Regions from separate parts of the Homo sapiens genome. Here region 2 is linked to region 1. Evidence: chromatin loops called from intact Hi-C (ENCODE). Cell type or tissue: PC-3. All regions are shown on one strand. Links, peaks and the distances in the headings refer to the core of each region. The heading gives the core; the rest is flanking DNA. Region 1 has its middle 13 kb from the start of LINC01180. Region 2 overlaps GPATCH8 (G-patch domain containing 8).

What was found. A loop is a pair of places that touch in the nucleus more often than their neighbours do. Peaks named below come from ENCODE experiments on the same cell type or tissue, not always from the same donor. Only the 100,000 strongest peaks of a DNase experiment are listed, where the experiment ranks them.
Region 2: it touches region 1 in a loop (5-fold over the local background); 5 of 110 quality-filtered maps call a loop at or near these places.

What each region holds. Positions count from the first base shown.
Region 1 is chr17:44,634,225-44,639,602 of GRCh38, forward strand. No RefSeq gene overlaps it. Among named protein-coding and RNA genes, the nearest start is that of LINC01180, 13 kb to the right of the region's middle. In PC-3, for the core only: a CTCF peak has its summit at 2,537; a DNase peak (open chromatin) is centred at 2,547.
Region 2 is chr17:44,398,102-44,403,479 of GRCh38, forward strand. GPATCH8 (G-patch domain containing 8) reads right to left here. Exons shown (of 8, transcript NM_001002909.4): 8 at 1-3,352. Among named protein-coding and RNA genes, the nearest start is that of ITGA2B, 11 kb to the left of the region's middle. RefSeq lists a silencer at 2,091-2,554. In PC-3, for the core only: CTCF peaks have their summits at 2,332 (motif pointing right) and 2,557; no DNase peak of the experiment used is centred there.

The sequences.
Region 1 (5,378 bases), core at 281-5,280:
AGCCAGGTGTGGTAGCATGTGCTTGTGCTCCTAGCTACTCAGGAGGTTGAAGTGGGAGGATGGCTTGAGTCTGGGAGGTGGAGGCTGCAGTGAGCTGAGATCGCGCCATTGCCACTGTACTCCAGCCTGGGCGACAGAGGAAGACTGTCTCAAAAAAGAAAAAAAGCAAAAAGAAAGAAAATGAAAAGAAAATAAGAATGGATAATTTAGAAAGGAATTCTGAGTGGTCAATAGACATATGAAAATATGTTTAACCTCATTAGTAATCCAGAAAAACGATACAAATAAAACTAACAATGATATTGTTTCTATTGCTTTTTTTTTGAGGCAGAGTCTCACTCCATCACCCAGTCGGAGTGCAATGGCGCCATCTCAGCTCACTGCAGCCTCTGCCTCCTGGGTTCAAACAATTCTCCTGCCTCAGCCTCCTGAGTAGCTGGAATTACAGGCATATGCCACCACACCCAGCTAATTTCTGTATTTTTAGTAAAGCAGGGTTTCGCCACATTGGCCAGGCTGGTCTTGAACTCCTGACTCCAGATGATCTGCCTGCCTCAGCCTCCCAAAGTGCTGGGATCACAGGAGTCAGCCACCACACCTGGCCTATGTTTCTATTGCTTAACAGATTGATAAAGAAACAACCCTCTCTGACCTTCTAGTGAAGGTATAAAATTGTATAACTTTCCTAGAGGGCAATTTTGTCTCATGAATCAACATTTTTTTGTTTGTTTTTTGAGACTGAGTCTAGCTTTGTCGCCCAGGCTGGAGTGCAGTGGCGCGATCTTGGCTCACTGCAACCTCTGCCTCCTGGGTTCCAGCAATTCACCCACCTCAGCCTCCCGAGTAGCTGGGACTACAGGTGCTTGCCACCATGTCCAGCTAATTTTTGAATTTTTAGTAGTGACGGGGTTTCACCATGTTGGCCAGGTTGGTCTCGAACTCTTGACCTCAGGTGATCTGCCCGCCTTGGCCTCCCAAAGTGCTGGGATTACAGACATGAGCCACCACACCCAGCCTCATGTATCAACATTTTAAATGAGTTTACCCTTCAACCCAGAAATCCCACTATTACAACTATTATAACTCTATTATAACTTTATCATTCAGAGTTAATAAGACAAGTAAACAAAAATAATAAGTGAAAGCTAAGGAAAAAACCCTGTGTCCCTCAATAGAGGATTGCTCCATATTCTGTGATATGATGTAGTCATTTTAAAAAAAACACCTGGCCCAGCACGGTGGCTCATGCCTGTAATCCCAGTACTTTGGGAGGCAGAGGCAGGAGGCTAACTTGAGCCCAGGAATTCAAGACCAGCCTGGGCAACATAGTGAGGCCTCATTTCTATGAAAAATTTAAAAATTAGCCAAGTGTGATGGTGCATGCCCATAGTCGCAGTGATTTGGGAGACGGAGGTGGGACAATCACTTGAACCCAGGAGCTTGAGGCTAAAGGAAGCTGCAGTGAGCCATGAGTGCGCCACTGTACTCCATCCTGGGTGACAGAATCTCAAAAAAAAAAAAAAGAAGAAGAAAAGGTAAATAATTAATTTAAAAAACCATATACCTCGATATTTGTACCATGATATATTTATTGTTAGTTAAAAAGGTTGCAGAATCATAGTACATTATACTATGACTCTGTTTTTGTTTTAAAAAAATTAAAATTTAAAAATCCGCCAGGCATGGTGGCTCATGCTTGTAATCCCAGCAGTTTGGGAGGCTGAGGGGGGCGGATCATGAGGTCAGGAGATCGAGACCATCCTGGCCAACATGGTGAAACCCCATCTCTACTAAAAATACAAAAATTAGCAGCGTGTGGTGGTGCATGCCTGTAATCCCAGCTACTCAGGAGGCTGAGGCATGAGAATTGCTTGAACCCAGGAGGCAGAAGTGAGCCGAGATCGTGCCACTGCACTCCAGCCTGGTGACAGAACGAAACTGTGTCTCAAAAATAAAAATAAAAATTAAATAAATAAATAAATATCCAACTATATATTACTTTTGTTTGTATCAAAGGTAAAAAAGGTCTGGAGGAATAATTCCAAACTATTAACTGAATACTTCTGGAAGGGGGTGGGGAAGATGGGGGAAGAAACTTAAATTTTACTTTGTACATTTGTGTACTGTCTTAAAATGTTTTACAGCAAGCATGTATTAATTTTACAATCAAATCAATTAAATCTGAAGATTAATGATAAATTACAGAATATTCAAATAAGGAAAGACTTTAAAAGGATTATAAATATCATATATATGTATATTCTAACTTGGAAAGATTTCCATAAAATACTGTCTGGTGAAAATTGGGTACACATTACAATGTCCTCCTCATCTCTTTTATAACATTTTCCAAAGAAACAATGTAATGACCAAAAGCCCCAAAGGGGCGAAATTTTATAATCACCCTAAATACAATAAAACACACACAAAGATGTGTATGAACATTAAAGGGCATGAACTCACCTACATAAATTTTGATTGTAATTTCACAATAGTCAGGATGGAAACTAAAACTAATCTTTGAGCACCATCTCATGGAGATATTTACCACTACCATGTGGTAGTTAAAATTGTGCCCAGTGTTTCTCTGTGTGTGTGTGACTGAAGGCTTTTCTTTAACAGTATGGTGCAATCTCTAGGAGATTTTTTTCTTTTTCTTTAACCCATTGTGTATTACTTAACCTTTCTACAACCAGCAGTGCTTTCTTTGTAAAATGTAAAAACCATACTTAAGAAAGAAGTGGAAATTAAAGTTAAAAAACTATATATATACAGTTTTTATACGTTCATAATTTTATTTATATATATATAATTTTAGTTTTTCAGTACTGCTCCCAGCATGAGAAATTCCTGAAAATGTTTTCTAATAGTGCACTGGTCAAAGTCATGACCCATGCAACTCCCCCACCAAATGTTTGACATTTTCCTAAAGCCAAATTGAAAGCTCAAACAACAAAAATAATAACCAAGATGGCAGGAGGAGTGTGAGCCTGGGAGTACTGAGTAAACAGAAACAGTCAAACTCTCCAGGCGTGGTTTGATCTTAATAGCTAGTGGGCTGACCTGCAAACCACATCACCACAATCCCCTTAACTCCCTTTGGAGATCATTTAGGAGCTCTAACCAATACAGAATATAGCTTTCCACCAGGCTAATCAGATGGGAGTCCTCCTTTCTTTTAAATTAGAACAGTGCAACAACCACACAAATAACCAGACAAAACTGCATCTAACTATAGCTGGATGGGACTGGATGGACCAGTCCCATCCAGCTACCTGTTTATTTGGAGGTTTTATCTGTACAACACCAAAACAGCTCCATAATTGGTGGAATTCACTCGATTGACAAAAATAAATAGGTATGTCAATAAAATATTAACACAACTCATTAAAAAGTAGAAACTACAGGAGGCTGAGGTGAGAGGATCGCTTGAGCCCAGGAATTCGAGGCTACAATGAGCTATGATCGTGACACTGCACTGCAGCCTGTGTGACAGAGTGGTGAGACCTCATCCCTATAAAAAAAAAGTTCACCTTTTTATTTTGATAGAGAAGGGGTCTCACTATGTAAAAGTGAAACATTTTGATACTGGTGTCTTGGCCTACTCTACATAATACCAAATAACTTACTTTGATTTTCAGTTCAAGAGATCATTATTTTTATTTATTTATTTGTTTTGAGACAGGGTCTCACTTTGTCCCCCAGGCTGAAGTGCAGTAGCACCATCTCAGCTTACTGCAGCCTCGACATCCTGGGCTCAAGCAATGCTCCCGCCTCAGCCTCCCAGTAGCTGGGACTGCAGGCGCGGGCCACCACACCCAGCTAATTGTTGTGTCTTTTGTAGAGATAAGGTTTGGCTATGTTGCCCAGGCTGGTCTCGAACTCCTGGACTCAAGCAGTCCATTCAAGAAGCCTCTCAAAGTGCTGGGATTATAGGCATGAGCCACGGCACCTGGCTAAAACAGAACTTCTCAAAGTCCCCTAGCCAGGAACATCAATATCACCTCAGAAACACAAATTCTGGGGCCCCACCCGAGATCTATTGAATTTGAGACTCTGGGATTTGGGCCAATCTGTTTTCTAACAAATGCTCTAGGGTAATGGTCCCCAACCTTTTTGGCACCAGGGACCAGTTTCCTGGAAGACAGTTTTTCCACAGACAGTGAGCAGGGGATGGTTTCGGGATGATACTGTTCACTCCAGATCATCAGGCATTAGATCTCACAAGGAGTGCCAACCTAGATCCCTCGCGTGCACAGTTCACAATAGGATTCGCACTCCTATGAGATTCCAATGCCACCACTGATCTGACAGGAGGCAGAGCTCAGACAGTAATACTGGCTTGCCTGCTGCTCACCTCCTGCTGGGCAGCCCAGTTCCTAACAGGCCATGGACCTCCACCAGACTGGTCCATGGCCCAGGGGTTGGGGACCCCTGCTCTAGGTAATTCTGATGTAGGCTGAAGTGGGAGATCCACTAATTTAGATAAAATTATTCAACTGATGGTTGAAGCTAGCCATGTTGTTAATGACAAAAAAAAATATGATTGCGGCAGATCAAAACAAGGTGATTGGCACAGAACACAATTTTTAAAATGTGTTTGATTTCCAAAATTTTTATGGGTATAGTCACAAACTTATGTCTTATTTCAAAGGTCCCCAGCATTTGTATGTTGAAGAGCCACTTTTATTGTCCTCAAGTCTTCGAATGTGCTAGGTATAAAACCCTAGTTATATATATAAAGAGAGAGGCTGGGCATGATGGCTCACACCTGTAACCCCAGCACTTTGAGAAGCCAAGGCAAGAGGAGTGCTTGAGCCCAGGAGTTTGAGACCAGTCTGGGCAACATGGCAAGACCCTGTCTCTCCAAAATATACAAAAATTAGTTGGGTGTGGTGGCACACACCTGTGGCCCCAGTTACTTGAGAGGTTTAGGTGGGAGGATGGCTTGGGCCCCAGAGGTTGAGGCTGCAGTGAGCTGAGAATGTGCCTGTACTCCAGCCTGGGTGACAGATTGAGACCCTGTCTCAAAACCTCCCACCTCCAAGAAAAATTATTATATAAAAAAAGAGAAAGAGCAAAGGAGAGTGAGAAAAAGCATTAATATATTTTACATTCTCCTTCCTACCAAAGAAATTGGAGGAAACTCGGGACAATTGTTCCTAAATTTATGGGCAAATGCCTAACTTAGTTAGGGAGTCTGACATATATGATGCCAAAATACCTGCATAAAAAAAGAAAATTATTACAAATAAGATATTTGCTGCTTTTTTTTTTTAAGAGACAGGGTCTCACTGTGTCACCCAGGATGGAGTGCAATGTTGTGATAGAGGTGCACTGCAGCCTCAACCTCCAGGCAAGCTCAAGCAATCCTCCCA
Region 2 (5,378 bases), core at 147-5,146, 240 kb before region 1:
CTGCTGGAGCTTGCTGTACTTCTCCATCTCCTCAGGGGTGAAGGTGATGGGCTGGCTTTCCAGGGGGGCCAGTGAAGCATCCTCAGCCCCATCTGTTGACTCAATACTAGGATCCCCACTGGGAGGTGCATAACTGGGGAAATGCTCAAGGTCTGGTGCTATAGGCAGCAAGCTGGACTCCACAGGGCCTGGCTGACTGCTGCTATCCAGGGACTCCAGGGTGTCCCCATCACTGGGGTCGGGGAGGTAGTTATGGGAGATGGTTGGGTCCCCAGGGTAGCAGTCAGAATGTGCTGGGGTGCCTAGTGGAGCCACAGGGTGATCAGCAGTAGCTTCTCCAGACTTTGACTCTTCTGGGGGTGGGTCTAATAAGGGGCCAGTTGTTTCCTCTGAAGGGAACTGATGCCCAAATAGGGCATCACTACTCCCTGGGGGCCCCTCTTCTGTCTCTGACTGTTCTTGCTCTTCCCCCCTTTCCAAGCCAGACTCTTCACACTTCTTATTGGGCTTTCGGGTAGCTGGGAGCTTCCCTATCAGTGGAAGGACAGGCTTATTGCCAAGAGATGGGGGGAGCTTGGGCCCAAAGTAACCTTGTGGGGGGTCCTTGAGCTTGGGCCCAGCTTTATTAGGGGTGGCCTGCACCTCCTCACTCACACTAGGTTTCCTCTCCACTTTCCTTGACTGGATCTTCTCCAGTAGCAGTTTGGCAGTGACAGAGTTCTTGTCTTCAGGACTGCAGTCACCTTCTGACCCTCTTCCTGTGCCAATGTTGCTGTTCTGGGAAGGTGGACCTGTTGCTTTACTGTCATCTCCTCTGCCATCATCTTTCTTCCCAGGACCTTCTCCCCGGCCTGATCGGAAATAGTGGGGGGACTGGGAGCGGTAGATCTTAGAACGAATGAAGTCCCGACGCCCAGAATGCCTCTCCTCAGGGCTCTCGTGACCCCATGATCTCTTCCTGGAGCCTGATCTCTGGGAAGGGCTCCTGGTGCTGCGGCTGCGGTCCCGGCTATAGCTCCGGCTCCGTTGCCAGCTGTGGGCTGTGGTGCTACGGCTTCTCCGCTTGCTTCGACTACGACTACAACTGCTGCTGCGGCTGCGGCCCCGGGATCTTGAGCGCTCTCTGGTATGACTCCGAGATCGGCTTCGGGACTGGCTGCAACTGAGGCTATAGTCATCATCAGAAGATGAATATTTGTGCCGTTTTGATCGGTGTTTGGAGCTGGCATAGTCTGAGTCATCTGAGTCATGGGAGCGCTTGGAGTGCCTTCGTGATCTGTCACTGTAGTCACTGTAGCTGTCATCAGAGTAACTGCGCTGTCTACTATAGCAGCTCTGGTCTGAAGAGGCATCTGAGCTACTTGAGTAAGAACGCCGGGAGGAACGATGCGAGGAATGGCGCCGGCCAGACCTTGAGCGGCTGCGGGAATGCTCACTGCCTGAATCTTCCTCTTCTTCTTCCTCACTGTACTGGGATGGAGACTTCTGGTGCAGCCGGTGTGAGGAAGCATCATCACTATCCTCATCTCCACTACTGGGTTGGCTCCGATGGCTAGACCGGCTGCTCCGTTTGGTGCCTGCTCTTCGCTGGCAGGATGAAGGTGGAAGTTCACCTTTGTGTTTCCTCCCACCATGGTCTTGGGAGCTGCTACCACCCCCACCTTCATCCTTTTTGCCACTGCTCCCCTCTTCAGCTGGGAGGGATCTCCGCTGGGAGTCATCTTGAGCTCTCCGCCTTCTTCTTGGTGGTGCGGGACTGCCACTCCCAGGGGGTTCTGGTTTGGGTCCTCGTTCAGAATCTGCTGGGGCTGATGACTTATTCTTCTTTCGTTTTCGTTTCTTGCGCTTCTTAGATTTCTCCCCTGACTCTGCCTTAGAGCTTTTCTCTTCTGTGTCAGCCTTGTGTTTACGTTTGTGTTTGCTGGATTTTTTGTGCTTCTTTTTCTTTTTGTGCCGGTGGGACTTCCCAGATCGTTCTTTCTTGCTGGGAAGGCTTCTCCCTGTGTCTTCTGTCTCAGACCCATGGCTACCCCCAGGCTCCTGCTTGTTCAGGCCGCTACAGGCAGACCCTGAAGCAGGTGCGTCCATTCTGCCTCCTGAGGAACGTACTATTTTCTCTCCGCCCACTTCCTTGCTTTTATTTGGCTCACCAGGATCTAGGCCTTGGAGATGGTCCTTTGAGGAGCTTCCTATATCCTTTGGTTTTTCTGTTCCTTTAGTTCTGGCATCTTTGTTCCTTGAAAGTTTAAAGTCAAAATATAAAGGGTTACAACTGTATGAAATGGAGGGTTCTGCCTTGGTGAAAATTAATAGTTCTGATGGCCACTGGAGGGCAGTGCTTTCATCTTTGCTCAAAACTGGGAAGAAGGGACCAGTAGGATGTTTGGGTCCTTCTTGGCTTTCTTTCCCTGCTGGGGTGGCCAGAGAGGTTTCTTTAGAAGAGTTGGACTCACACATTTGGGTCTCTGAAACCTTCTGACTATGACTTTCTAAACTCTGATCACTTACATCCCCTCCTAAGGCCTTCTTTGCCTCAGCTTTGCTTCCTGGTTCTGAGGGCTCGGTCATGCTGGTTTCCTTCGGCTGCTCAGAGACTTCACTAACTGTCTTTTCTGCTCCTTGGCTTGCTGCCGCCTTGATGCAGCTTTTAGGCTTGGGAGAACTGCCTTTTTTACTCTCTGGGGCATTCTTTGGGTGTGTAGTATTATCACCATCCATTTGTTCACTGGCTCTCATAAAAAGTAGAAAGGGAAAATTAGGTTTTACTTTGCAGTGTGCTGGGGGGATGTAGTGGTAATACTCAGGCTCTGTAGCCCCAGCTCCTTCTTCTCGTTTCATCCTTTTTAATTTGGATAATGTTGAGGCAAGGGACCCTCCATCCTGAGGGTCTTCATCCTCTTTTTTACCATCAAGATTACTGCTCCCATCAGAGTCTCCTACCTTCTGCAGTCCTTGGTCAGAACTCTTCTCATCGGGTTTTGTTCCATCTTCAGAGGTCCCTTCCTCCGCATGGTCCTTGAAAACTGATGCTATTGATTCGAGTTTGACAGGAGCCTTTTTGGCAAAAGAAAATGACACTCCCAATTTTTGCAATGGGGTCCCCAGATTATTCTTAATGCCAAAGCTGATGCCTTGGGAGGCTAACCCAGGAGCCTGGGCCAGTCCAGTGGTATTAGTGATTTGTACTGCAGTGAAAGGGCCTCCTTTATCTGTGGAGAATTCAGATCCCAGGCCACAAGAAGCAGTGGCACCTGTGCCACTATTTGTAGCTGATTCATCTTTATCATCTTCTCCACCTTCTTCATCTACAGCCACTGTGGTTGGTTTGAACATGGGACCACTTCCAGGTGCACTACATGATGATTTAGAAAAATAAAAAACAAAAAGCAGGTTTAGGAGTACATTTCATAAACCTTATAAAATACTAATCTCTTATATCCTATCATTCATTATAGGTAGGTCTCAAAGACAGTGAGTGGTGGTCATATTCCCTAGCCCTATACTAACAAATGCGACTTTCTAAGAGGAGGTTAGGCAAAGACTCATTCTGTTAACCTACCAAATTCCCAGGGCCAGCCAGTTATTACATAGCTTTTCCTTAAGCTGTCTAAAGTACAAAAAGCTGGGTGTGGTGGCTCATGCCTGTAATCCCAGCACTTTGAGAGGCCAAGGTGGACAGACTGCTTGAGGTCAGAAGTTCGTAAACAGCCTGGCCAACACGGTGAAACCCTGTCTCTACTAAAAATACAAAAATTAGCCAGGCATGGTGGCACACACCTGTAATCCCAGCTACTTGGGAGGCTGAGGCAGAAGAATCGCTCTAACCTGGGAGATGGAGGTTGCAGTGAGCCAAGATCACGCCACTGCACTCCAGTCTGGGTGACAGAGCGAGACTCCCTCTCAAAAAAATTAAAAAAAAAAATAAAAAATAAAGTACAGGCCGGGCGCAGTGGCTCACGCCTGTAATCCCAGCACTTTGGGAGGTGGAGGCGAGCAGATCATGAGATCAGGAGTTCAAGACCAGCCTGACCAACATGGTGAAACCCCGCCTCTGCTAAAAATACAAAAATTAGCTGGCTGTGGTGGCGGGCGTCTGTAATCCCAGCTACTCAGGAGGCTGAGGCAGAAGAATAACTTGAACCTGGGAGAGGCAGAGGTTGCAGTGAGCTGAGATCGCAGCACCACTGCACTCCAGCCTGGGTGACAGAGCAAGACTCTGTCTCAAAAAAAAAAAAAAAAAAAAAAAAGTAAGACTTATGTCACGACTGAAATAGCCCATCATTACTATGTTTCTGATCTCATTTCTTATTTTATAATTTTGTCCATCAGTATGTTATCTAATGTATGGCTGTACATGTATTCACATAGGTTTTATTTCATTCAATTAAAGAAAAACTCTTGCTGGGTCAGGGTGGCTCACATGTGTAATCTCAGTGATTCAGAAGGCTGAGGAGGGAGGATTGCTCGAGGCCAGGAGATCAAGACCAGTCTGGGCAACATAGTGAGACCCCACCTCTAAAAAAAATAAAAATAAAAATTTCCCCATGCTTTCAAATTTCATTTTTTAAAAATTTGCATATTCTGAGTTAAACATAGAAACTTCCACTGTGCTACTTATGGCAGTCTGTGGTCAGCATGTCTGCCACAGAAACTAAAAAGTCCATGCCTATCTCCTGGGTACCGTAACAAGCATTTGCTTTGGTTTTGTGGCAGTTTCTGGGCATTCAGTACTACAGTCATAATGTTACCTGAGCACTTTCATCTTTGACAAAAGGAACATCAAGGAGCCTCAATAGTTTTAAACTGATGATCTTGCCTGAAAGTTTTATTTTTCTGAGGTGGGGTCTAACTGCATTGCCCAGGCTGGAGTGAAGTGGCATGATCATAGCTCATTGCAGTCTCAAACTCCTGGCTCAATCCTCCCACCTCAGCCTCCTAAGTAGCTATGACTACAGGTGCACCTCACCATGCTGGCTAATTTTATTTATTTATTTGAGACAGTGTCACCCTATTGCCCAGGCTGGAGTACAGTGGTGCGATCTCGGCTCACTGCAACCTCTACCTCCCGGGTTCAAGTGATTCTCCTCCCTCAGCCTCCCAAGTAGCTGGGACTACAGGCATGTACCACCATGCCCAGCTAATTTTTGTATTTTTAGTAGAGATGGGCTTCACCATGTTGGCCAGGATGGTCTTGATCTCTTGGCCTCGTGATCCACCTGCCTCGGCCTCCCAAAGTGCTGGGATTACAGGCTTGAGCCACCATGCTCGGCCCATGCTGGCTAATTAAAAAAAAATTTTGCAGAGACAGAGTCTTGCTATGTTGACCAGTTTGGTCTTGAACACCTGGCCTCAAGTGATCCTCCTGCCTCTGTGTCACA